Regions from separate parts of the Homo sapiens genome. Here region 2 is linked to region 1. The links are chromatin loops, found by intact Hi-C in ENCODE. Cell type or tissue: endothelial cell of umbilical vein. All regions are shown on one strand. Links, peaks and the distances in the headings refer to the core of each region. The heading gives the core; the rest is flanking DNA.

Region 1 (10,521 bases), core at 3,418-8,417:
TGGTCAGTTTCTGCAGCAGATGTTCTTGGTGGCCTGCCCCAATTCCTTTGACACTCAACAGTCCAGAACGTTCTCTGAGGGCATGAGAACCCCACCTGAGGGCTTGGCAGCAATGCCCTTGGGAACATGTCCCAGGCAATGATATATGGGAACTAGAGGATAAATACCCCAGCCCCCTCACTCCCCAAGTGGGGTAACATTGAGGTATCTTTTATGGAGTCTCTCTGAGAAGCTCAGTGGGGTTGGCCTCCAGTGTCTCACTCTGGTGGCTTGCTCTGGTCTGGTGACCTCCTTTCCTAGTTGCTTCCCTTCCCTGCCCACTTCCTGGCCCTCAGATAAATCCCTTGGCCCCAAATCCTTGCTTCAGGGGCTGCTTCTGGGAGAGCCCAGCTGAAGACACCTTCTCTTGGTCACTTTTGCTTTCTCACCTCGGGCAAGTTCTCAAACCTTCTAGAGCCTTTCAGAGGTGTTGTATGTGAAGAGGCTGACCCAGGGGAGGTGCTGAACAGCATCTCGATGAGTAATCTGACTAGGAAAGATTGAGGGAGGACTAGTTATTATATATTCCACTCCCACACACCTGAGGGATTCAACACATGCCAGATTGCAATTGCAGTGGGGAACTTTCCACACCAAATCTGATCACTTAGGGGTGGCAGCCTGATGTAATCTAGAAAATTTCAGCAGAAGCTTCGCTTCCCTTCCATCCCTGTTCCAGCCCACAGGGCAACTTCTTGGTCAGCGCAGGGGGTTGGTGAGGGGTATGGGTGGAAGTAGGTATCAAGAGTGCCTGGTGTGGCCGAGTGTAATGGCTCACAACTGTAATCCCAGCACTTTGGGAGGCCAAGGAGAGCGGATCACTTGAGCCCAAGAGTTCGAGACTAGCCTGGGCAACAGGGCAAAACCCTGTCTCTACAAACAAAACAAAACAAAACAAAACACAAAGCCAAAAAACACCTAAAAATTAGTTGGGCATGGGTATGCGTCTGTGGTCCCAGCTACTCGGGAGGTTGAGGTGGGAAAATTGCTTGAGCCCAGGAGGCGGAGGTTGCAGTGAGCCGAGATCGCACCACTGCACTCCAGCCAAAAGAGTGCAGAGTCCTTCTTTTGGGATCCCAGGTCTCCCCATGGCCAAAACCGCCCAAAGGAGAATGCCCTTTGGACTGGCTCTGCCTGGGCTCCTGCTTGACGGCTCAGAATACTCCAGAACTAGGATGACAGGCCTGAGGGGGCTGTGGCTGGTCCTCTGGTTTGGCAAATGCCTTCACCCTACCTGGACCCAGCTCTGCCTCTTCTGTCTAGGATGGGACTAGGCTGGCCTGGGGGCTGGGGCGAGGGTAGGGGGCCTAGGGCGTCCTTGCAGAGAGGCAGAAAGCCCCTCTGCTTGCTCGTCTTCACCCTCACGGCAGGCCTGGCTGCAGACTTGTTTGCTTTCAGTCCTGTGAGCTTTTTCCTCATACACACAGCTGACTGATTTTCTTCTCAGAGTGTGTGTGTGTGTGTGTGTGTGTGTGTGTGTGTTTGTGTGTGGTGTGTGGTGTGGGTGGTGGGGGGTTGTCTGTGAATGAGAAAGAAGTAAATAAAATACCTCAGGCGGGTGGGTCTCTGTCCTGTGTGCCCAGGCTGCCAGCCTGGCACCTGCCCAAGGTCTCTGGGCAAAGCCCTGGTCCACGGAGGAGCGGGGCTGTCTGGAGGGTGCCGGGGGAGGTGAAGGTGTCTCTGAGTCTGTGACCTTACCATCTAGGCTCTTGGGTGACTCCCCGAGGTGGCTGGCTGGTTTTGGTGAGCTCCGAAGCTGAGGAGGCTGCCGGGGCTGCCTGGGGCTGCCTCCCGCCTCTCTGCCACATTCTTTTTCTCAGACAAACAGATTCCTTTGCTCACTGGAACAGCCGAGCTGGAGGAGCAGCTGTGAAAACAAACACGCGGCAGCTGACTGGAGGGCTGCGGGCTGTTTTCTGGGGGCTGCCTGGGCCCACAACTCCCTTTCTCCCTTCCAGCCACAGTGGGTGCCCTGGCTCCAACCCAGGAAGGGGAGGGTGGCCCCGTACTTTTGCTGCCTGGGAGTGGGCCAGCCCTGCTCCCTGGGTTTTCCTCACAAACGCCATCCTCAGGTGGTTCTTGGCAGGCCTGGCGCCTCTTTGAGCCCCCTGACCGGCTGTGACTGTCTCCAGCCAAACCTGGAGAGAAAATATTTAGAGAAGGGGCCCCTCTCCCCTACTGAACACAGTCAGCTTTCAGTGCATTCGGAGTGGTCCTGGGCCGCCCTCCTGAGACACCCTGGGGTGCCTTGGGTGGGGTGGTGCTCCTCTGAAAGGAGCACAGTAGGCCCTGGCAGAGTTTCAGACCCTCCCTGAGTCTGTGGGCCACGTGGACAGCATATCACAGCTCTGATTCTATTCTACAGCGAGTGATGAACCATTTGCATATTGGAACTGGAAAAGACCCCTCAGAGGTGAGGAAACCGAGATCCAGATGGCGGCGGGGGCCCACAGCCTGTTAGAATATTCTGTCTTCTCCCCTTCTTGGTGTAGCACACTCAGCCCAGGGTTACACAGCGTGGGATTATCAGCCAGGGCGCCAAGGCCCCAGCCAACAGCTCGCAGCTCTGCAACTGGCACGCGTCTTCCATCTGGGTGCAGCTCTTCCAGCACCCGGCCACGTGATGAGCAGGAGCCTAGCCAGGGATGACCTGCCCTGAACCTGAGCATACCCAGCCAGGGATGCTGAGTTGTCCCCAGGTGATCCCCTTGCAGTCATCAGTCCTTGGGCCTGGGCTGACCCTGGAGGCCATTGCTTCAGCCAGGCGGCTCTCAGCAGCTGAGACAGACCCTGATGTGGTTGAGAGCTGAGAGGCCGGGTGGCAGATCACAGTGTCACCATAGGTAATGGTGGTGATGTCATTACTCTAAGCTTGTGAGCACTTTGGAAGCAGGACTTTGACTGTGTGGCTCACCTGTCTCCCTGGTCCCCCACTGGTGCCTGACACCCACTAGGTGCTTACGGATTGTCTGTGGGAGGATAGGGTCATCCAAGCCCTCAGCTCCAAGCCTCCTTAGGAAATGTGCTCTGCTTCTAAGTTGGCAAGAGGATGGCCCTTTCATAGATTCTCAGGGCTAGAGAGAGAATTTCACAGGGAGCAGGAGTCATTTTTGGCAGTATTTTTTAAAAAATTAATAGAGACGCTACGTTGCCCAGGCTGGTCTTAGACTCCTGGCCTCAAGTGATCCTCCAGCCTCAGCCTCCCCAAATCCTGGGATTATAAGCGTGAGCCACTACGCCTGGCTCTTGGCAGTATTTTTATTGGACTTCAGTATTTCCCATGGATGTCAGAGCTTCGATAAACGGCAGCCAGTGCTCACGAATGAAGACATTGCTCAGCTTTGGTCAAATTAGATTGTGTTTGAATCCACAAAGAGGAAATAGGGTTGCAAGCCAGGCATTGTGTGGAGAGAAAAGGGTTTCCTACATTCCTTTAATTCCTACTCAGTGTATCAAGAGGGATGGGAAGAGGCATCAGGAGAGGCTGTTCCTCCGGTCTGGGAGGACTGTGGAAAGATGGAGCTGGAGCTGGGGGAAGCAATGTGATCTACTCTGGGATCTGCCCCGAGGGAGGGAAGTATGTTGGAGAGGGGAGGGGGCATGCCTCAGGCAGTGGTATGTTTGCTCCCGGTTGTAGGGAGGGTTGGGAGAGGACACAGTATGAAGGCGGCACCCCGCATTCATCCAGTGGACTCTGCTTAAGAAAAACTCAATGAGTGGCATGGTGTGGTAAGCAGAGCTGACCTTAGTTCCTTGGGTTTGGCGATGGTGCCCCTGTGTGGGGATGGTGGAAAGTAGGTGTGTCGAGGCCCCGTGGGCCTGGGTCACCGTCCAGATGGCGGACATCACAGTCTTCAAGGGGAAGCACAGCTGGCCTGTCTGGGTGATGGGGATGACAGTGCATGCACCCAGAGTTGGGCCAGGAGTTGTCCAGCCTCAGACTTTAGTCAGGGAGAGCCATCTGCACCTCAGCAGTTACCATTCAGGGGCAGCCTAGACCAGCCACTCCACTGCAATGAGACCTGATTTCTCTGCCTGTGTAAGGTCTCATGCCCCTTTGCTGTTCAAAGTGTGCTCTGAGGCCCAGCAGCCTTGGCATCACCCAAGAGCTTGGTAGGAGTGCACAATCTCAGGCCTGCCCCCAGACCTGCTAAATCAGCATGTGCACTTTTCACAAGCTCCCCAGGGGACTTGTTTGCACATTAAAGTTTGAGAAACACTGACATAAGTTCTATTCCCTTCCTCCATACACCTAAACTCCATCTTGTAGAAGAGAGGGGTGGTGGGGTGGGAATCTGGGAGAGCCTGGGCATTTGCCTAAAAGGACCATTTAAACAATTGTACTGCACTTAGTCTACTCTGTACAACTAAAATGTCATCACCCCACCCTGCCTTGCTATGCTCGACCAAGAATGGATCCTCCATAGACAAAGTAAAGAAATGAGATCTTCTTTTGCACATGTGACTGTAGTGTGAGTAGATTCGTGAGTTGGCTATGTGCAAAAGAAGAGAGTATGGCTGAGGGCAAAGGCATGCAGCCAGTTAGTGATAGAGGTGGCTAGAATTAGAACCCATATGCTTTTTTTTTTTTTTTTGAGACAGAGTTTTGCTCTTGTTGCCCAGGCTGGAGTGCAATGGCGTGACCTTGACTCACTGTAATCTCTGCCTCCCAGGTTCAAGTGATTCTCCTGCCTCAGCCTCCTGAGTAGCTGGGATTACAGGCATCTGCCACCATGCCCAGATAATTTTTGTATTTTTAGTAGAGACAGGGTTTCACTATGTTGATCAGGCTGGTCTCGAACTCCTGACCTCAGGTAATCCACCCGCCTTGGTCTCCCAGAGTGCTGGGATTACAGGCATGAGCCACCGTGCCCGGCCAGAACCCATCTGCTTTGACCTTGACTTTTTGCCGCCGCTACTTGAAGTGTGCTCGGTGGGTGAGTGCCAGTCCACAGCTGTCTGGCACCTGTCCTCAGTGAGCTAAGTACAGAAACTGGGAGCAAGTGTTTAGAAACTTTTATAGCAAGTCAACAGAGTATGTGTGTGTTTGTTAAATCTAACCGTAGAGGTTTGGGCTTGTGTTTTATGTTGTGTTTTTTTCTGCTTCATTTTTCCAGCAAATCATTTTTATTGTACTTTACAGAAGTATCTGTCCATAACGGATTGGAATTAATTAACAAACAAACACAAACAAGACTGGTCCTACATCCGTAGCTTCTTTGAGAAACAATGCTTTTGGCCGTGCCATTTCAAGTCAAGAAGAGAGATTCTGAAAAATATGAAAACATCTAAGGCTTGCCCCAGTCTGGGCAAAACGCATGAGCACTCACGCCTGAGGGGCCGGACTAACTTGGAAGGCATGGGTTATCATTTCTTTGTGTCCTCAGATTTCCCAGTGTCCACCCTGCCATAGGGAAGTCGGGGGGCAGGCATTCGTGGGGGACCTGGGGCTAAGTCATCCCATCTCCTGGCGCCCCAGTTTCCTCTCCTGCAACTGGGTCACCGGCAAGTGGGTCAGAGGTGCAGTTCTTCCCTGATGTGGCTGCTGCCTGCTCCGAAGAAGCAGATCTTTGTCAGCCTCCAGAGCTGCAGAAGGACACTATCTTGGGCATGAATATCCCACAGCAGCAGTGCTTTTCTTCTCTCTCCGCCGGACCTGGCTCATTCTTGTCTGGCAGAGGAACAAGCGATTTCTTTTTATGAGCCTGCAAACCTCCAGCCTCCCAGCCTCCCAGCTGGCTGGGTGCCAGGGCTGGGCCTGACACACAGGCTGACGTCCCCACCCAGACCCATGGTCCTGGCTGCTCCGAATTCTGGAGCGTCTGAGTCACCATGCCTGAGCCGGCGGCGTCTCCATGAAAGAGTTCAGAAGAATAAAGGAACAGGCTCTCCTATGGGCCTGCTGATAGCAATCTATCAGCATGACTACATTTTGGCCTCCTTTTTTTGCTGCCTCTAATCCAGCAAAGCAGGCTGTGGGTGTCTGATGGTGAACTGCCTAGCAGGGGAGGGAGTCCATCAGAGTTCCCTTCCCAAAGGCGATCGTGTGGGGAGTGTAAACCTCCCTCTGTCCTTCCCCCACAGTACTGTTGGTTTCTGCGCATGATGGAGTAGGGTGGGAGAAGGAGGCTTTTCTGGCTCGTTTGTCCGGGATCCTGAGACTACCCGGCCTCCACTGAGACGTGTGCAGGCCAGAGGGGCACCATCCACCTGCAAGACTACGGTGTCTGGAGGCGCTTGGCTGATTAGCCCTGCGGCTGGCCCCCAGTTTAATGAGCGTGGCGCCTGGTGTGCAGCTCAACCCCTGCTTGTTTAGACAGCCTTGCTGGCTGTGCCACGTGTCCCCTGCACCAGGCCGAGGAGGGGCAGCCCCCTGAGAAAGCCTGTTCCTTTATTCTTTCAGAACTGAGCCCCGGCTGCCCCGGCTTGGGTCAAAAGGCCTGCTGGGGCCTGGAGAGTCTTATTTCCTGAGGGGCTGAGGCCGGCCAAGGGGGCAACAGACAGTGGGGGACACTCGTGGATACAGGTGACAGGGCAGCAGGGGCTGCAGCCAATCTCTCCCTTCCCTGACCAGCCTCCCGGAGCTGAGTGCTGGCCGCATTGCTCTGGCCTCCCTGGGATTTCACATTTGATCGCTTTTCAGTGTGGCTGCAAAGGAAGGCTGCAGGAGCCATTTGGTGGGCACTGGCTGGGTCCGTTGTTAGCAGCATGGTGGGGGACAGAGTGGCTTTCCTAAGATGGAAAGCCTGTTGGTCCTGATTTCTGTACACTCTAAGGCCTTGGCCCTGTCTCCTCCTAGCACGGCACCCTAGGCCATCCTTGGTCCTACCTCTCCTGATGCTGCCCCTCCCCCAATATTTATGCTCCACCCGGCAGCCAGAGTGGACTTTATTTTTATTTATTTATTTATTTATTTTGAGATGGTGTCTCACTCGGTAGCGCAGGCTGGAGTGTAGTGGCATGATCTTGGGTCACTGTAACCTCTGCCTTCTGGGTTCAAGAGATTCTCCTGCCTCAGCCTTTTGAGTAGCTGGGATTACAGGCACCCACCACCACACCTGGCTAATTTTTTATATTTTTAGTAGAGATGGGGTTTCACCATGTTGGCCAGGCTGGTCTTGAACTCCTAACCTCAGGTGATCCACCTGCCTCGGCCTCCCAAAGTGCTGGGATTACAGGCATGAGCCACTGTGCCCAGCCTTAATTTTTATTTTGTAAACTTTTGATTTTGAAATAATTACAGACTTGAAAACTTGCAAAAGGAGTGCCAAGACTTCCTGAATCTACTTTCCTCAGATTCCCCCAATGTTAACATTTTTACCAATTTTTGTGTGCTTTCTCCACACACACACATTTCTGTTTTCCCTGAAGCTTTTGAGATTAAATTTTAGACATGATGCTCCTTGAACCCTGAAATATTTCAGGGTGCATTTCCTAAAAACAAAAACAACAAGGATGTTCTCTTAAATAACCACAGTACGGTTTATCAAAATTGGGAAATATACACAGATATTTACACAGATGTTACCTGATCCCCAGATCTTATTCAAATCCTGTCAGTTGCTCCACTAATGTCCTTCAAAACAAAAGAAAAGAAATATTTCTCTGGTTCAGGATCCAATTCAGAATTGCACACTGTAATCTGTTGTTGTGTGCCTGTTGTGTAATCTGTTGTTGTGTGTCCTATAATCCAGCATAGTCCCTTAGTCTATCCTTGTCTTTCATGACATGAACACTTCTGAAGAATAAGGGCTGGCGATTTCATAGACTGACCCTTAGTTGGGCTTTGTCTGATGTCTCTCGTGATCAGATTCAGATACTGCATGTTTCGCAGGAATGCCACTCAAGTGATGGGTGTCCTCCATGCATCGTATCAGGAGGCACGTGATGCCCATTTGTTCCATTACCGGTAATGTTAACATTGATCACTTGGCTAAGGTGGTGTTGGCCTGCTCTCTTCACTATGTTATTATTTTTCCCTTTAAAACTAATAGTATCTTATGGCTAGAGCAATTTTTTTTTTAAATGGCAATCTGATGACGTCACCTCCTTTCCTAACCCCAGCTGAAATCCTAACTCCTTATCTTGGTGTGCCCAGCCCTATGTGATCTGGCACCTGCTGAGCTCTGTGATGTCATCTCCTATCACATTCTTCACTCCCCCTCCTCCCACCCGGTTGGGGAACTCCAGGCACATTGGCCTTCCTGCTCTTTCTAGAACATACCTCTCTCATTCCAGCCTCAGGGCCTTTGTACTAGCTCTTCTCTTGGCCTTGAATGCTCTTCCTCCAATAATCACATGCTGGCTTCTTTGTGTCCTCCCAATCTCAGCTTACATTTCACCAGAGGGAGCTCCCCAGGCACTCCACCACAGCACCCTGGTTTGGTTCTTAGCATAGGACTTTCTACCAATTGACATTTGTACATTTATTTGTTCTTTGTCCATCTCCCGCAGAAGAAGAAAGCAGGGACCCCATGTACCTCGCTCAGTGCTGCGACTAGGTCCACAGTTGCGGAATGAATATTGATCAAAAATTTGCTGAATGAATGCAAGATGAAGGATTGCTCAGTAACGCGTTGCAAGCTGGGATCCTAACCCGGAAGTCTTGGAGTCCTGCCAGATTGTCTATGTTGGCTGCAGTGCAGCTCTGCTGGGCTTGTACTCAAACAGGGCAGATGGCAGCAGAGTAGCTAAGGGCTTCCTGCATGACTCTATTAAGGGGAGATGGAGGAAACAAGAAGTAATGATGAGATGGGGTAGGAAAGTGAAGGTGCCTTTGAGCCCTAAAGTACGGATCCTTCCCACGATATCTTCCTTCCTCCTTTCTTTCTTCCCTTCCTTCCTCCCTCCCTCCTTTCATCTCCCATCCTTCTGCCCTGTGTCACTGACCATGAAGTGAAGATGGCCTGGGGTCTTCTTTCTCCCCCAGTCCTTCTGTCTTTGTTTCTTTCAGGGAATGTGTTAGTCAGCTCTGGTTGCTATAACAAAAAATGGCAGACTGGGTGGCTTAAACAACAGTAATTTTTTTTTTTTTTTTTTTGAGACTGAGTCTTGCTCTGTCACCCAGGCTGGAGTGCAGTGGCGCAATCTCAGCTCACTTCAAGCTCCGCCTCCTGGGTTCACGCCATTCTCCTGCCCCAGCCTCCCCAGTAGCTGGGACTACAGGTGCCTGCCACCACGCCCGGCTAATTTTTTGTATTTTTAGTAGAGGCGGGGTTTCACTGTGTTAGCAAGGATGGTCTCAATCTCCTGACCTCATGATCCGCCCGCCTCTGCCTCCCAAAGTGCTGGGATTACAGGCGTGAGCCACCGTGCCTGGCACAACAGTAATTTATTGTCTCACAGTTCTGGAGGCTGGAAGTCCAAGATGAAGGTGCCAGCAGGGTTGGTTTCTGGTGAGGCCTCGTTCCTTGGCTTGCAGGTGGCCACCTTCTCTCTGTTTCCTCACATGGCCTTTCCTATGTGCAAGTACAAAGAAAGGGTAGGATAAGTTCTCTAGTGTCTCTTCCTCTTCATATAAGGATACCAGTCCTTTTGGATTAGGGCCTTACTCTCATGACCTCATTTCACCTCAATTACCTCCTTAAAGGCCCTGTCTCCAAATGCACTGGGAGTTCAGGCTTCAACGTATACATTTTTGGGGGACACACTTCAGTTCACAACAGGGAGAGAGCTTTGATTCTTGGCAGAAAACCACAGAGATTCTCCTAGCAGTTAGGTCCCCCAGGAGGTGTCTTCTCCCTCTCTTAATGCTACTGGACCTTAGGCTTCATTTTGAGAAATCCTCCTGGCCGGGCATGGTGGCTCATGCCTGTAATCCCAGCACTTTGGGATGCCGAGGCAGGTGGATCACTTGAGACCAGGAGCTCGGGACCAGCCTGGACAACATGGTGAAACCCTGTCTCTATTAAAAACACAAAAATTAGCTGGGTGTGGTGGGTGCACGCCTGTACTCCCAGCTACTCAGGAAGTTGAAGCGGGAGAATCACTTGAACCCGGGAGGCAGAGGTTGCAGTGAGCCAAGATCACGCCACTGCACTCCAGCCTGGGCGACAGAGTGAGACCTCGTCTCAACCAAAAAAGAAAAAAAAAAAAGAGAAATCCTCCTGGACATGTCAAGATCCACCTATGTAATGTCCACTTTCATGGAATGAAATTGGCTCCTCTCAGGTGGGCCCTACCGAGAGAATCTTTAGGTGGCAAGATAGCGAGTGAGTAGTGCTGCACATGGACCCTGGGGTGCTGGGATTCTGTTCTGAGGTTCATCTTCGTGTGTGTTTGTGTGTGTGTGTGTGTATGTGTGCGTGTGTGTGTTTGTGCATGTGTGTATACACCAACATGCACATGCTCTCTGGTTAGAATTGCTAGGCAGGGATGGGCAGCTGGCTCCCTCTGCCGTGACCTATCCCACTTTGGACACTTGATTCCGCCAACCTGTGCCCCCTTTAGCCCTCCCAGCCCAGGTGTGGCCCAAGATCCCTG
Region 2 (10,521 bases), core at 3,275-8,274, 100 kb before region 1:
GGCTGCCACCCTGTCTAGAGAAGCCACACTAGGAAACCCATTCTTACTGTTTTTTTTTAGGTGGGGGAGGGGCTGAGAAAATAACTTTATTTCATTGTGGGGAGCGGGCAGACATCCAGCCTCAGAACTTCTGGAACTGCTTCTTGGTGCCCGGTGGTCTTGGTGACCTTGAGCACGTTGAAGCGTACCATCTTGCTCAGGGGCCAGCACTCGCCCACTGTGATGATGTCGCTGATCTGGATGTCCCTGAAGCAGGGGGACAGGTTTACGGACATGTTCTTGTGGTGCTTCTCAAGGTGGTTGTACTTGCAGGTGTAGTGGAGATAGTCTCGGCAGATGACAGTCCTCTGCATCTTCATCTTGGTCACCATGCCAAAGAGGATCCGCCCTCGAATGGAGGCATTACCAGTGAAGGGGCATTTCTTGTCAATGTAGGTGCCCTCAATCGCCTCTTCAGGTGTCTTGAAGCCCAGATTGATGTTCTGTAGTACTGCAGGAGCTTCTTGCCAGTTTCTCCCAGCAGGAGCTTCTTCTTGTTTTGAAAGATGGTCGGCTGCTTTTGGTAGGCTCACTCCGTCTGTAATTCATACTCAGATCTAAGCCGGGGGTTATTTCAATTTATATGCTCTAGAAGGCCTCCCAGGGCCTGCAGAATTCATCCTCTAAACCAGAATCACCCCTCTCACACCCCAGACACCTTTCAGCGAGGATCATTCTCCAAGACCCAAGGTCACCCACCCAGGATTCACTCCTTATGTAACTCATAAGGATTCAGAATTAAATACCAAAACCGCAGGCTCCTTGGATTTGCCCTTAGGAGTCAGTTTCCACAGGATTAACCCTTAAGACTGGAGAACTCCAAAAATACCTTCTTAAATGTGGATTTTAAGATGGTAACTCCTAAAATGCTGGAGCCTCCACTAAAGTGCGGAGCCCCCAGGATTTAGGAAGCACTCATCTAGATACACCCAAAAGCATGCACCCTCCGCCCCAGTTAATCCCTAGGAAATCACCAACGCCTGGAATTAACTCCCGAAATTGGGCGCTGGGCCCTGCCCTCCCAGACGTGCCCCTGAGGCCCGAGGTGGACCCCGCAGCCTGGGCTCCAGCCCCAAGCCTGCACCTGAATTCCATTCTTACTTTTAATGTTGTACTTGAAAAACAGTTAAGCTATAAGCACAGTAAAGTCCACCAATCTTAAGTGTACAAGTCTATGACTCTTTACATATGTGCAGACCCACAGTCACCCAGGTTGACATAGAGACTATTTCTAGCACCTGTCCCAGAAGCTCCCTTGTGTCCCCTCCCACTTTCTATCCCCCCAAAGGTAACCATTATTTTGACTTGTAACAACATAGACTTGATTTGTCTGTTTTTTTGGAGACAGGGTCACCTGGGCTGGAGTGCAGTGGTGTGGTGGTGCAATCGCAGCTCACTGCAGCCTCGACTTTCTGGGCTCAAGCCATCCTCCTGCCTGACTCTCCTGAGTAGCTGGGACTACAGACTCGTGCCACCATGCCTGGCTAATTTTTTTTTTTTTTTTTTTTTAATAGAGACACAGTCTCACTATGTTGCCCAAGCTGGTCTCAAACTCCTGGGCTCAAGTGATCCTTCCATCTTGGCCTCCCAAAGTGCTGGGATTATAGGTGTGAACCATCACGCCCAGCTGATTTATCTGTTTTTGAACCTCAAATAAATAGAATCATACAACACATATTCTCGTGAATTTGGTTTCTTTTGCTCAATATCATCTGGGATATTCATCCATGTTGTTATATGTAGCAGTAATTTGTTCTTTTTCAATGCTGTATAGTGTGTTATTGTATGAGTATACCATGATTAGTTTATCTGCTCTCCCGTTGACAGGCATTTAGGTTGTTTCCAGTTTCAGGCTGTTGTGAATAAAGCTGCTACGTGCATTTGCATGCAGGGCTTTTGGTGCGCACAAGCACTTGTTTCTCTCGGCTGTATATCTTGAAATACAATTGCTGGGTCATAGGATATTCAATAAAGCCATGCCTGATTTCTCAAAGCGCAAGCAAAAAGAGGGCAATGGTCTGAAAGATAAATGATGATATTTCGGTCATTATGTGGGAGGGGAGATGCTTTAACTCGTGTGTGTGGTAGGTGGTTACAAATATGGCCCCCAAATGAGTTATACGTCCTGATATCCACATCCATGGGTAGTCCCTTCTCATGTTGAGTTTAGCCTCATGACTTTCTTTGGCCAATGGAACATCAGCAATGGCATGTAAAAGAAGAACATCACAAAAGCGCGATGCAGCATGATTTGACAAGCACTTGAGTGTTGAGGCTTGCCTACTGCTATAGTCTGAACATTGGTGCCCCTCCAAAATTCATATGTTGAAACTGAATCCCCAGTGTGATGGTATTAAGAGGTGGGGTATTTGGGAGGTGATTAGGTCACAAAGGTTCCACTCCCATAAATGGGATGAGTGCTTTTATAAAAGAGGCTTGAGGGAGCCTGTTTGTCCCTTCTGCCACGTGAGGACTCAGGGTAAAGGCACTATCTCTGAAGCAGAGAACCCTCACCAGACATGGAATCTGCTGATGCCTTGATCTTGGACTTCCCAGCCTCTAGAACTGTGACCACTAAATTTCTGTTGTTTGTAAATTACCCAGTCTAAGGGATTTTGTTATAGAAACCAGAACAGACTAAGTCAGTACTACCGTTACCAACCAACGTGTCCTTTCAGGCATCACTTCCACTCTTTGAGCCCTCTTCCTTTGTTGCAACCCATACATGGGGGCAATTATAGTGGTCCTGACTTCACAGAGCAGTTGTGAGACTGCTGAATAATGCTGGTGAAAGCTGTTTGAGCCGGGTAAAGCATTGTGCAAGTGCAAGGCAATGTGGTGCTGTTATCTACAGGAACTGCCATCGACAGGAATTGTTTTACTTTGGGGTAACGGGTTTTGAGTTTTTCCAGGTTGCTTTGCTTTCTGGTCTCTCTCCTTAGCAGTCCACATAAATTTGGAGTGTTCAGGAGTGACAGTGGTCTCTGGAAGCTTTTTCTCACCATCTCCATCTACAGGGGCTATTGTCTTTACACGAGGCTAGTGGCTTGTTTCAGGAAGAACAGTTTGAGAGTTGGTCGCCTTCCCACATGAAACTGAATCATATTTGTATGTACCACCAAAGCTGCTTTTACATTCAATTTCCTCATGTGTGGAACCAGCGGTGGGTTCTTAATTGACTGCCTGAGGGCAGGCTTTAGGAGGCTTTGTGATTATGTGTAAAGTTCTGTGGAAGTGAGTGCACGCATGTGGACATACCCTATGTGTCCACACATGTGTCTGTCTTGTTCTGTGAAGAGAGGCCTTAGGGTCCATCAGATCATCACAAGTGGACTCTGGGAGATTTAAAAACCTTCAGGATTAGGTCTTCAATGTGAGACGGGGATTTTATGACACCAGCAAGAAGCTCTTGGTGTTAAGAACTATTGTTTTAAAAAGGAAAACGACCCAATGTAGCTACTACAGCTAGACTCACAGCGATGCAGAAGTGTCAGCAGGTGTGTGCAAGGCTATGTCCCTGTCAGAATGGATGTTCCTCCCTCCTGGCGGATCCAGATGTGGGGACTTCACGCCAAGCTGGAGACGTGTTTTGGTAAAAAGGTAGTTGCACTCCCATGTTATGTTAAAAAGTATAGACACTACAGAGGGAGGATTATTTTATTCCCTTTTTTCTTTCTTTCAAAGACTCAATTTCCCCTCCCTTTTTAAGGTACAAACACCAACCTCACATTAGGGGCAGAAGCGTTGAGCATTCAAAGTTAAACTGGGAATTTTGACTCAATGGACCTTGACAAACAAACAGCTCCAATGGAACTCTTCCAACAATGGCTGCTCTTTTACTTTTATTTTTATTTTTTAAAGTAATGCCAGTGATGGAAGGGGGCGTGTGAAATTAAACAAATGATTTCTCAGTAAACGCTTTGCTGAGAATTATCTGTCAGGGGCAACCCACACACAATCTATAATAAAGAGGATAGATTTAGGGACCGAGTTCCTCAGCGTACTTTGGAGTCCCTGCTCACAGTATGAGCCTGTGAATGCAGAAACAGAATAGACTTGTGCAGCGGCGTTGACTCTGGGTTGCATAACATGAGGGAGATTGGGCTGATCAAGCGCGCATAACTGATCCTGCAGGGAGATGCTGCTTGGTGATTGTTGTGGCGGAGAAAGAATTTTATCCTGAGATGAATGGTGCTTCCCTATTCAGGGACTGTTCCACCTGGGGGTGGGGGCATTTGGAAATAGGGGTGCATTTTTGGCTGTCACAATGACTAGAGGGTGCTACTGGAGTTTAGCAGGCAGGGGGCCAAGGACAATTAACATCCAACAATGGGGGAGGGACTGTCCCACACAATGGGGATTTGTCCAGGCCCAAATATGAATAGTGCTCCCATTGACAAACATGGCTCATCGCTGCAAAGAAAGTTCCAGGTGTCTTTTCTAAAGAACCAATTGGTTCATTAGAGACTAAGAATGGTTTTTCAAGGTGACCCAAGGGATTGGGGCAGGGATTACTTAGCGTAAGAGAGCTGGAGAACTTATCGAAATCCTGTGCATCCTGCAGCCCAACAAGGCTGGAGAGGAGATGCCCGGGCACCTGCTTTAGGTCTGGCAGAGGCCACCTGGAGGGAGATGTGAGGGTCAAAGGGGAGGGGAGGGTTGTGTTGCTGGGTAAGGCAGCCAGTTACCACAAATGGAGAGTGAGAAACAGGGCCCACGGGTGGCAATAGCCCCCCCAAAAGTGACACAGCTGGAAAGTCAGAGGAGCGTGAATGCCCATGACAGGGGATTTAGTATGGGGCACAATCAAGGGGTTGCCCCAGAGGAAAAGGCAGAGGAGACCTTTCTGGAGGCCAGGCGGGCCTTGACTAGACAGAAAAGGGGTCTTCTGCTGACTTTATTCTCTTCCACCCCCTGCTTCCTCATGGGAAGAACCTGGCCTCTGGCTCCGCTGGTACCCTGGGGGAGCCCAGGGCAGTGAGGAGGACTTGGCAAAGCCGCAAGCACCTTGTCATGATCCTGTCCCCTCCTGGCTGTGGGAGTTGCCTCTGGAAAGTGGGTCCTCCATGCGTAGGAGGCACCAGGGCATCCCAAAAGCTGCACCATTTAGCCATCCCACAAAAGGAGAGGCAAGAGGATGTTGCAAGCCCAGCCAACTGTTATTGTCTGCTTCCTGCTCATCCTGTGTCCCACAGCTCTGTGGCTGGGCCAGGCCAAGGGACTTTAAAAGCAGGTATTGAGGTCAGCCCTTAGCCAGCGTTTTGTCTTCTGCTAATCTGTGGTTTGCAAGGCAAAGGCGGGAGATGACAGTGGCAGGGACAGATCTGAAGCGCCTGCAGAGGGAGAGGGAGCTGACTTTCCACAGGGGCTGGGGGAGGGGACCTGGCCCAGCTGCTGACATTTTTACAAAACAAATAAGTGTGAGGCTGTGCTGGTGACCTCAGTGTGATGGAAAAAGATGGTCAGCGGCGTGTCTGCCGGAAATGGCGTGTTTCTCAGCCCACCTGTTAGGAAGCAGAAAGGCAGATGTTGAGTCATATCATTCCAGCAAACAGTTATCAAGTGCCGACTGCATGCCTGGCATGGCCCCATGCATTTGATGTGGGTTAGCATATTTAATCCTCCCAGCCATCCCAGATGGAGGGCTCCAGTATGGTTTCCAGTTCAGAGATGAGGAAACTGAGGCAGAGGTGTTGGTTTCCCCATCCAAGGCTGGACAGCTAAGAAGTGGTGGGAAAGGGGTGTGAATCCTGGCAGGCTGGCCCCAGAGTCTGTGGCGTGAGCACCAGCACCTAGGCTGGCTGCCAGGAGCCTCAAAACAGGTCCTGTGAAGGAGGATTTTTGTGTACCTTGTGTGTGTGCGTGTGCCCACGCAATTGTGTTTTGGCCTGTGTTCCAGTTATCTATTGCTGCATAATGAATCACTCCAAAACGTAGTGACAAAAAACACGACTACCATGTTATTATTATCTCTCACTCTTCTGGGGGTTGACTGCTCTTAGCTAGTTTTTTTTTCTCTCTGTCTCTGTTTTTGTCTGTCTGTATCTTTGTCTCTCTCTCTCTCTCTCTTTCTCTGTCTCATGCAGTTGCCTCCAGACTATACCTGGGGCTGAAGTCATATATTTTTTAAACTTTTATTTTTATTTTTTAATTTTTTTTTGAGAAAGAGTCTCGCTCTGTCACCCAGGTTGGAGTGCAATGGTGTGATCCCGGCTCACTGCAACCTCCACCTCCTGGGTTCAAGCGATTCACCTGCCTCAGCCTCTCTAGTAGCTGGGATTACAGGCACCCACCACCACACCCAGCCAATTTTTGTATTTTTAGTAGAGATGGAGTTTCGCCGTGCTGGCCAGGCTGGTCTTGAACTCCTGGCCTCAAGTGATCCACCTGCCTTGGCCTCCTTAAGTGCTGGGATTACAGGTGTAAGCAACTGCACCTGGCTTCTTTCTTTCTTTCTTTCTTTCTTTCTTTCTTTCTTTCTTTCTTTCTTTCTTTCTTTCTTTCTTTCTTTTTCTCTCTCTCTCTTTCCTTCCTTCCTTCCTTCTTTTTTATTTTATTTTCTTTTTTTTTTTTTGAGACAGAGTCTCCCTCTGTCGCCCAGGCTAGAGTGCAGTGGCGTGATCTTGGCTCATTGCAGCTCCCACCTCCTGGGTTCAAGCGATTCTCCTGCCTCAGCCTCTCGAGTAGCTGGGACTACAGGCACCTGCCACCATGCCCAGCTAATTTTTGTATTTTTAGTAGAGACGGGGTTTCACCATGTTGGCCAGGCTGGTCGTCTCAAACTCCTGACCTCAAGTGATCCGCCCGCCTCTGCCTCCCAAAGTGCTAGAATTACAGGCATGAACCACTGCACCCGGCCTTTTTCTTTTATTATTTTTAAATCTGCGAGGGCCTCAACTCTCTGTGAATGAAGTCCAAATTTATTCTGGAGTCACTTCCATTGACAATAAGACTCTAAATGAGTAAGGACACAGAGCCTTGCCTAATGGCCTCTGTTCTGCCCCCATCAGAGTTTCCCTGCTGGGCCAGGCATTGAACTGGGACTTGGGGCTACACAACTCCTGCTCCTGGGCAAGACAGCAACTACCAGCCATGGGAACAACATTCTCCCAAACCCCTGTCCTGCAGAAATGTTGCCTCTGGTTTCTATAAGCTTTACTGGGAGGAGGCCCTAAGCACAGGCAGGGAGACAGTGGGATTATCAGACGTTGAGAGGGTCATGGCCCTGAACTGTTCTCCCCATCCTGGTGTGAACCTGGCCTTGTCTTTCTTGGTACTTCATTGCTATGGGTTGAACTGTGCCCCACACCCCATTCATCTATGGAAGCCCTAACTCCCAGGACCTCAGAATGTGGCTATATTTAGAGTTAGGGCCTTTAAAGAGGTGATTAAGTTAAAATGAGGCCATTAGGGTGGGCTTAATCCAATACAACTGGTGTCCCTAGAAGAAAATGTGGACCCACGAGAGACACTGGCAGGGTATACGCATAGAGGAAAGACCGTGTGAAGACACAGCAATAAGGTGGCCGTGTGCAAGCCAAGGAGAGAGGCCTCAGGGGAAACCAAACCTTGATCTTGGACTTCCAGCCATCAGAACTGTGAGAACATAAATATCCGTTGTTTAAGCCACTCAGCTTGTGGTCTTCTGTTGCAGCAGCCTGAGGAGACTGATACATTCGTCCTGCATCCCTGTGACAGAATCTTCCTTTAGGTGAGGTGACCAAGGTGGGCCCAGGCCTCCAGAAGTCACTTCCTAATTACCTAGGAAGGGGAGGGAGAACCTCTCCCCATCCTGTCCTGGCAGCACAGAAGGCTGCTTTGATTTGATTAACTGATGGTCACCCACGGGACCCTGGACTTGCCAGTGAAGGGTCAGCTCAGGATAGGCAGGAGGCTGGCACAAAGTGTCAGCCTCTCTGGGAGCAGGCGAACACCAGGCAGCCCTCAGCCTGGCCCCAGAGGGGTTGTGGTCTGTGGGTGTCCCCAGGCCTTGTCTGACTCACACAGCTCCCTAAATGTCCCAGGTCTGCCCCTGGGGGTGTGCAGTTTGGCTCCAGCTCTGTCAACACTCTGGACTTGATGTAGGTACTGAGTGACTGGAAAAGCAGCCCTGACTGCAGCCACCCAAAGCCCAGCCCACTCCTGGGTGCAGGGCGGGCAGCCCTTCCTCCTCCCTGGACTCTGTTTCCACCACACATGAATCCTGGGCCTGCCTGGCCCCGACGCATTTTTTATTTTGCTATCTATATTCTTTCCATTGTCCTGATGTAAATAATTTAAACTGACATAGAAAGAAAGGGCAGGCCTTGCTACAAAATGGAGGCTGTCAACTCCCCGAACCTCCATTTCTTTTCGCCTCCTGTGCTCATCTCTTCCCTGTTCTGTTCGATTTGCCTCGTTCTAGAACCTTTCTCTAGTGCTCTCTTGTTTTTTTGTTTTTTTTTTTTTTTTTTTTGAGAAAGAGTCTCACTGTGTCGCCCAGGCTGGAGTGCAGTGGCGTGACCTCGGTTCACCGCAACCTCTGCCTCACGGGTTCAAGCGATTCTCCTGCCTTAGCCTCCCGAGTAGCTGGGATTACAGGCACACGCCACTATACCTGGCTAATTTTCATATTTTTAGTAGAGACAGGGTTTCACCATGCTGGGCAGGCTGGTCTCAAACTCCTGACCTCAGGTGATCCGCCCACCTCGGCCTCCCAAAGTGCTGGGATTACAGGCATGAGCCACCGTGCCCGGCCTCTAGTGCTCTCTAGCTCCACACACATGCATGCATGCACATGAACACGCCACACACGTGCACACACACACCCTTCTCCCCCTCCCCCCAGGTGTCAGTGAGCAGAGTGTGTGTGACATTGTGTGTCTGTCTCTGGGATACAGTTTCTCTCTCTTGGTGTGAATTGCCTGTCTCGTCTGCATTTCTCATTCTGTTTCTCATCTCCCTACTTTCCTTTGCCTCTCTCTGCTGTTTGCATATGTGAGGGAAAGAGCTGCTTCATTTGTGAAGTGGCCTTATTCCATGGCCTCATTATGCAATCACACAGCATGGAGCTCTCTTGGGGGTTAAGTGGGGAAGGCAGAAGACAGGGCCAGGGAGAATTCATCATCTTTCCCCCGGAAAGCTGTGCATTTTCAGAAGATATAAGGGACAAGTTTGGGGTTCACAGACCCTCAGGGGCTTTTGTGCGTCACCTGGACCTTCTGTGATCGGTACATGGAGCTGCAGCTGGCCACTGGCATTGTCTGGAGAGCAGCCCTGGCCTCTCTCAGCCTTGAACCAGGAAGCAGGCTTTATTTGTCAGGAGAGGGCATAGCCAGGATTTCCTGAAGGTTCTGGCCTCCAGCCTGCAACCCGGCACTGTCCAATAGAAATATAATGCAAGCCACAAATGTGAGCCACATATGTATTAATAATTTTAATGTTCGAGAAGCCACATTAAAAAGGTAAAAAGGAACAGGTGAAATTGACTTAATCATATATTTTGATCAACCCGATGTATCTAAAATATTATCATTTCAATATGAAACCAGGAAAAAATTATTGACAAGGTATTTGACATTCTTTTCTTGAAACTAAATCTTCAAAGTCTGGTGTGCATTCTATGCTGACAGAGGATCTCAATTTGGCCGGGCCACATTTCAAGTGTTCAGTAGAAACATGTGGCTAGTGGCCCCTGTCCTGGACAGCACAGGCCCAGCCTACCAAGCCTGAGGTCTGGAAGTTCTGTTTCGGCTGTCTAAATGGCAGCAATACAAGCGCGTCCTCAGTGTGTATGTCTGATGGGAAGACGACGAGGTGATGTGCGGGAAGTTCACTGAGCCATTATTCTCCCATTACCATCATTAGCAGTAATCATCATGAATGCACTGGCATGGCCCACGTCCGGCCCTGTTGCTGCTTGCTTCCAGTTCACGCGGCATTCTGTGCCGGGGAATTGCTGACCCAGATTCTGTTTTGCTGGGGGGGCAGAGGGAGCTGAGGGTGCAGTTTCCAGGTGCTCTAGGCCTGCCTCCCAGCTGAGACCCCACCTACTAGGTGTGTGCTCCTCCCCTTTCTTTAGGTACCAGGCACCCCTCCAGCTTCTATATATAGCACTCTGTGGCGACAGCTGGCTATCTGATGACTCATCAGTCACCGTGGGCGTCTCCGGATGGAACCCTGAACATTTATTCAGAGGGTGCTTTTGCCAGTTTCTGAACGACTCCTAGTAAGTCCTGCCTTTTGGGGATTGTTTTAACCCCATGGAGATTGGGGGTTTGAAGACTCAGTGGGTTCCTGTCTGAAGGCCTCTGGGGGCTTAAAAAGTCCAGTGGGGCTTTGGGGAACTGGCTCCAGGTAAGCCTGTGAACGCAGAGGAATGCATTCTCAAACTGAGGGCTTGAGTGGTCTCTCCTTGGTCATCTGTCCATCTAAGTACCTGGCTGGCCCCAGATTGCCCCTGGAAGTGGGGCTTGGGAGATGTTAGCTCCTTTCAGGAGCTGC

What was found. A loop is a pair of places that touch in the nucleus more often than their neighbours do. Peaks named below come from ENCODE experiments on the same cell type or tissue, not always from the same donor. Only the 100,000 strongest peaks of a DNase experiment are listed, where the experiment ranks them.
Region 2: a loop joins it to region 1, with 3 times the contacts of the local background. A loop is called at or near these places in 2 of 110 quality-filtered maps.

What each region holds. Positions count from the first base shown.
Region 1 is chrX:39,751,143-39,761,663 of GRCh38, reverse strand. LOC105373178 (a long non-coding RNA gene) reads right to left here and starts at 1,827. Exons shown (of 3, transcript XR_949026.2): 1 at 1,738-1,827. RefSeq lists enhancers at 6,024-6,973, 7,819-9,018. In endothelial cell of umbilical vein, for the core only: no CTCF peak of the experiment used is centred there; DNase peaks (open chromatin) are centred at 3,473, 5,763 and 8,163; H3K27ac peaks cover 3,703 bases.
Region 2 is chrX:39,855,489-39,866,009 of GRCh38, reverse strand. It overlaps the pseudogene RPS11P7. Among named protein-coding and RNA genes, the nearest start is that of MIR1587, 23 kb to the right of the region's middle. RefSeq lists enhancers at 7,581-8,081, 10,183-10,262. In endothelial cell of umbilical vein, for the core only: no CTCF peak of the experiment used is centred there; a DNase peak (open chromatin) is centred at 5,509; H3K27ac peaks cover 1,036 bases.